2 separate regions of the Homo sapiens genome follow, and region 1 is linked to region 2. A link is an interaction called in ENCODE POLR2A ChIA-PET data of the cell type or tissue named here. Cell type or tissue: GM12878. All regions are shown on one strand. Each heading gives the region's core, and the rest is flanking DNA. Links, peaks and the distances in the headings are about the cores only. Region 1 overlaps SMU1 (SMU1 DNA replication regulator and spliceosomal factor). Region 2 overlaps NFX1 (nuclear transcription factor, X-box binding 1).

Region 1 (2,921 bases), core at 202-2,701, 240 kb after region 2:
TATGCCTCACCCTAGACCTACCACATCAAAATCTCAGGATAGAGTCTCAAGCTAAAAAGCCTCTATTTGAGCCAGGCTTATTGGCACCTGCCTGTAGTCCCGTACTCAGAAGGCTGAAGTGAGAGGATCGCTTGAACTCAGGAGTTTAACGCCAGCAGAGGCAATAGGGCAAAATAGCGAGATCTCATCTCTTTAAAAAAAAAAAAAAAGAAAAGAAAAGCGGTTTTTGTTTTGTTTGTTTGTATTTTATTTTAATTATTTTACATAGAGACAAGATCGCACTATATTGCCCAGGCTGGTCTTGAACTCCTGGCCTCAAGTGATCCACCCGCCTTGGCTTCCCAAAGTGCTGACATTACAGGCGTGAGCCACCATGGCCGACCCCCTGTTTGGTTTTGATATCCAGACAAGGGTAGCTTTCTGGTTGTTTATGACAGTAGCAGTGTTGACAAACAACTAATTTTAAAGAGAGAGAGCTCTATTGGCTAAGGAAAAATGTATGAGAAAAGATCATAGATTTTTAAAAGTTTTTAAGTTTTAGTTTGTGACTTTGGCTTTGCCAATAAATCAACAAATACATGATGAATGCTTACTCTATTACAGTTGGTCCTCTGTATCCGGAACATGGATTCAACCAATCACAAATTGAAAATATTTGGGGAAAAAAAAGAAAATTCCACAAAATTCTAAAAAGCAAAACTTAAATCTGCCCCATGCCAAGTACTACATTGAATCCTTACAAAGGAAGTGGTGTGCGGGCATTGTATTAGATATTATAAGTAATCTAGAGATGATTTAAAGCATACAGGAGGATGTGCATAGGTTATATGCAAATACATCATTTTATGTGTGGGACTTGAGTATCCTTGGATTTTGGTATCTAAAGGGGATCCTGGAACCAATTCCTCACAGATACCGAAGGAAAACTGTATATGGCAGTGCTGGGTATTTGATTGGACCTAAAATCAAGTAAGAAACTTTTTTCCCCTGAATCATTTCTATTCTTTTTTAGTAAACTGTTAATATTTTAAACCCTAAAACTTTAGAAATTTTTATACCTAAAAAAGGTTTATAACTTAAATTTCTGTGTGGTAGATCTGGAATATGAAGACCACAGAATGTTCAAATACCTTTAAATCCCTGGGCAGCACCGCAGGGACAGATATTACCGTCAACAGTGTGATTCTACTTCCTAAAAACCCTGAGCACTTTGTGGTGTGCAACAGATCAAACACGGTGGTCATCATGAACATGCAGGGGCAGGTGAGTGTTCAGAACGTACCCTTGCACAGGAACTGTGGGCCATTCCCAAATCAGCACTTCCTGGTCCAGGCCCACCCTCCCAATAACCAAATTTGGGTTCATTTCTCTGTAAACCGTTTAAGCTGTATTTGTTTTTCAGATTTATTTATAGCTCCATAAAACATCTGTTTGGTATTTCAAAAGTGATCTCCTTTCCCCTGGATGTTTGTATATTAAGCACTTTCATCCTTCGGATAAAGGAAGCTCCTATCTGTCTTTAAGCCTCCTTCAGAACCTCACTGAAGATTTTAAGATAACAGTGTTTGTCTGAGTTAGGGGGATACAGTGTAGTATGGATTACCAACTCAGGACATCTCCCAGCTACCACGATCTAAAGTGGAACACTAATAGGAGAAAGGCAGCAGCAGTGTCCTCGGTGTATTTTTAATCAGAAAACCTGCAAGGTTCTCAAGGAATCTCACTTTTGTGGACTGTGAAGTAGCACTGGGGGTGTCAGAAGCATCAAGTTTGAGGACCCAAGCCCTAGGTATGTATGGTAGTGCTATTGGATTATTGGCCTGGACACTTGGGGATCTTGCTGACCATAGAGAAGACCCAGGGGCTGGTGTGTAGTACTCTCTTTCCATTCTTTGAGTTCTGTAACTGATGGAGTAGTAGTTGAGAATCCATAGCTGAGATGGCTGGTCCGCAGTATCTTTTGGGCCACTGCATAATAGCTACAGCTGCCCAGTGCATCTGCTGAGCACACTTCACAGTTCTGTGCTTGACTTTTTAAAATACTTTATTTTGAAAAAATAATTTTAGATTCACATAGAGTTGCAAAAATAGTACAGAAGAGTTCCTGTGTTTCGCTCTTCAAATTCCTCCAATGATAACATCTTATATAATGATAATACAATGATCAGAACTAGGAAATTGACATTGGTACAGTTATTAACTCTATTACAGATCTTATTTAGATATAACCAGTTTTTACATGCATTCTTTTTATTTATTTATTTATTTTTAAGCAGGGATATAATCATTCTGTAAAGTTTCATTACATGTATAGAGTCATGTAACCACCATTACAATCAGGATACAGAACTGTTTTTTTTTTTTTTTTGAGATGGAGTTTTGCTCTTGTTGCCCAGGCTGAAGTGCAATGGCGTGATCTCGGCTCACTGTAACCTCCGCCTGCCGGGTTCAAGCGATTCTCCTGCCTCAGCCTCCCGAGTAGCTGGGATTTCTAGTAGAGACGGGGTCACTCCAAGTTGGTCAGGCTGGTCTCGAACTCCTGACCTCAGGTGATCCACCTGCCTCGGCCTCCGAAAGTGCTGGGATTACAGGCGTGAGCCACTGCGCCTGGCCAGGATACAGAATGGTTTTATTCCCAAAGAAACTCTCATGCTACATCTTTATAGTCACGTCTTCCCCATAACCCTAGCCCCTGGCAACTACTGATCAGTTTTCCATTGTCATAATTTGTTGTTTTTTAAAAAATAGACTTTTAAGAGTAGTTTTAGGTTCACAGCAAAATTGAGCAGAAAATACGGACGGTTCCCATATTTCTTCTGTCCCTCCCACGGGCACAGCCTTCCACACTATCAGTATCTCGTGCCAGAGTGGTACGTTTGTTACAACTGATGAACCTGCATTTGGTACATCATTAACACACA
Region 2 (2,921 bases), core at 166-2,665:
CCTTTTCCACACTATTACTCCAGTCTAAGTCTCCATCATCTCCTACCTGAACAACTGCAATAGCCTCCTAACTTGTCCTGTTGCCTTCTTAGAGCCTATTCTCCACACAGCAGCTTAATAATATTTTTTTTTTTGAGACAGGTTCTTATTCTGTCACCCAGGCTAGAGTGCAGTGGCACAACCACTACTTACTGCAGCCTTGACCCACTGGGCTCAAGCGATCCTCCTAGTTCAACCTCTTGAGTAGCTGGGACTATAGGCATGTGCCACCACGTCCAGCTAATTTTTATTTTTTTGCCTTTTGCAGAGATGGGGTCTCATTAAGTTGTCCAGGCAGGTCTTGAACTCCTGGGCTTAAGCAATCCTTCTGCCTTGGCCTTCCAAAGTGCTGGGATTACAGATGTGAGCCACCACATCCAGACCCTAAGTGATTATTTTAGAATGTAAGTTCATGACATCCCTCTTCCCAGGACCTTCCAGCAGCCTCTCATCTTACTCAGAACCAAATCCAAGGGACTCACATGATCCAGCCCTTGCTATTTCTCTGACCACCTTTCCTGCCCCTATCTTCATTGCCTATAATACCCCTCCCCACATCTAAATTTGCTCCTCCCTCTGCCTAGAATGCTCTTTCTCAAGCTAGCCACATGGTGCATTTCTGTACTTCATTCTTGTCTCTGTTCAAATGTCTCCTTATCAAAGAGGTCAACCTATGTAAAATAGCACTCTTGTCACTCTGTCTTCTTAACCTTCTTAATATTTCTTTTTAGTCCTTATCACCACCTGACATATTAAATATCTAAGTGCTTTCTGCCTGTCTTCCCTACCAGAATGTAAATTCCATCAGCATTCCCTGTACCTAGAACAGTGCTTGGTATATAGTATTTATGCAACAAATATGAATGAAGTGTTCTCAAAAATGATATGAATAATGTGAGAATGTTAAGGCCCCAAGAGATTTGTTAAATAGAATTCTAAGATGGTCTTCCAGATTCCCACCTCCCTGGTATGCATACCCTATATAATCTCCTCCCCTTGAGTATGGGTGGGCCTGACTTAATCAAGTAAGCCATTTTAAAAGAGTTGAAAATCAAACAGAAGTCAGAGAGATCTGAAGTGGCAGCAGCTGCTTTCCCGCAGGCCTCAAAGAAGCAAACTATCATGTTGTGTACAGAGTCATGTGGCAGGGAAACACAGGTGGCCTCTAGGAGCTGAGAGAGACACCCCTGGCCAACAGCCAGCAAGAAAACAGGAACCTCAGTCCTACATCTGTAAGGAACTGAATCCTACCAACAACCAGTGACTGAAAGAGAACCCTGAGCCTCAGATGAGATCACATGCCTAGCCAAATTTGGAGACACTGAGCAGAGAACCCAGCTAACCAGGACCCATTCATCTGACCCACAGAAACAGTGGCATAGTAAATGTGTGTTATCATAAGCCACTACATTGTGATAATTCACTATAAAGCAAGAGGTAATTATTAACCAGCCTTAAGGATTCAGTAACAACTCTGGTATAACATTGCTTTGCTTCACATATACATTGAGGTTCCAAGAATAATCCTGATAAAGCAAGAAACTAGAACTATAGGCTGGTGTAAAAACAGGCCCTGGGTAGATGGTGGCTTCAAGGGTTGGGCTGTATCTCACATTAAACTGGAGAGGGATTAAGATAGTGAAGGTCCAGGAGGAAGAGCTAGCAGAATAAAACTATTCAGCTTGATGAAATATACACTTAGGGCAAAATGATAGATGTCTTCGAATACTGCAAAAAGCTGATTTGCAGTAAGGAGAGGGGGAGCTGTGAGAAGACAGACTAGTTACTATGCTGCTCCGGAGGATAAAACTTGAACCAAAGGATAGGAAGGAAAGGAAAGAAGCTTTCAGTTCAATATAAGGATGAACTTTTTAATGGTCAGAACTGAGTACCTACTATGTTTCAAGAGCTGTGTGGGGCAGCAGGGTCACAAAAAAAGAAAAGAAATATACAGTGTCTGTTTTTAAGGAGCTTACAGACTAGTGGAGGACAATGAAGCATAAATAAATTATGGTTTCCAGTGTAAGTTCTGTAATAGAAGCATGCAAATTTAAGAGAAAGACATAAGCGTGAGGGCTGTAAGAGATTAACGCTATCTATAAAGGTGAGAAAAGGTTCCCTGGACATGTGACTAAAGTAACTTTTTTCCCCCCGCAAAACAGGGTCTTGCTCTGTTATCCAGGCTGGAGTACAATAGCTCACTGCAGCCTCGATCTCCTGGGCTCAAGTGATCCTCTCACTTCAGCTTCCTGAGTGTCTGGGACTACAGGCATGTGCTAACATGCCTGGCTAATTTTTTTATTTTAATTCTTTTGTAGTGACAGGGTCTCCTTATGTTGCCCAGGCTGGTCTTGAACACCTGTGTTCAAGTGATCCTCTCACCTCAGCCTCCCCAAGTGCAGGAATTACAGGTGTGAGCCACCATGCCTGGCCTAAAGTAGCTTTTGAAAAATGAGTAAGACTTCGTCAGCGAACTGAGTGACAGAAATTCTAAAGAGAGGGAGCCACATGCAACACCATGCAAAGACAAAAAAGTGTAGAATCCAGGGAATAAAATGTGGTAGATATTGAGGCAGCAGAAGATGGGACTGTTGAGTAAGGCAGAAGCAGTAAACGGAATTAAGCAGAGGAGTGACACAGTTTAATGTGTGTTTTAGGCAGGGCGCAGTGGCTCACGCCTGTAATCTCAGCACTTTGGGAAGCCGAGGCGGATCACCCGAGGTCAGAAGTTTGAGACTAGCCTGGCCAACATGGTGAAACCCCATTTCTACTAAAAATACAAAAATCAGCCAAGCATGGTGGCGGGCGCCTGTAATCCCAGCTACTCGGGAGGCTGATGCAGGAGAATCATCTGAACCCAGGAGGAGTTGCAGTGAGCTGGG

The links. ChIA-PET counts read pairs that join two places held together with the same protein. Peaks named below come from ENCODE experiments on the same cell type or tissue, not always from the same donor. Only the 100,000 strongest peaks of a DNase experiment are listed, where the experiment ranks them.
Region 1: POLR2A ChIA-PET joins it to region 2 with 5 read pairs; 5 of 35 experiments call an interaction of 5 or more read pairs at or near these places.

Annotation. Positions count from the first base shown.
Region 1 is chr9:33,051,465-33,054,385 of GRCh38, reverse strand. SMU1 (SMU1 DNA replication regulator and spliceosomal factor) reads left to right here. Exons shown (of 12, transcript NM_018225.3): 10 at 1,096-1,263. Among named protein-coding and RNA genes, the nearest start is that of SMU1, 24 kb to the left of the region's middle. In GM12878, for the core only: no CTCF peak of the experiment used is centred there; no DNase peak of the experiment used is centred there.
Region 2 is chr9:33,295,997-33,298,917 of GRCh38, reverse strand. All of the region lies in intron 2 of NFX1 (nuclear transcription factor, X-box binding 1), which reads right to left. Among named protein-coding and RNA genes, the nearest start is that of NFX1, 6.9 kb to the right of the region's middle. In GM12878, for the core only: no CTCF peak of the experiment used is centred there; a DNase peak (open chromatin) is centred at 1,267; H3K4me3 peaks cover 2,427 bases; H3K27ac peaks cover 2,198 bases.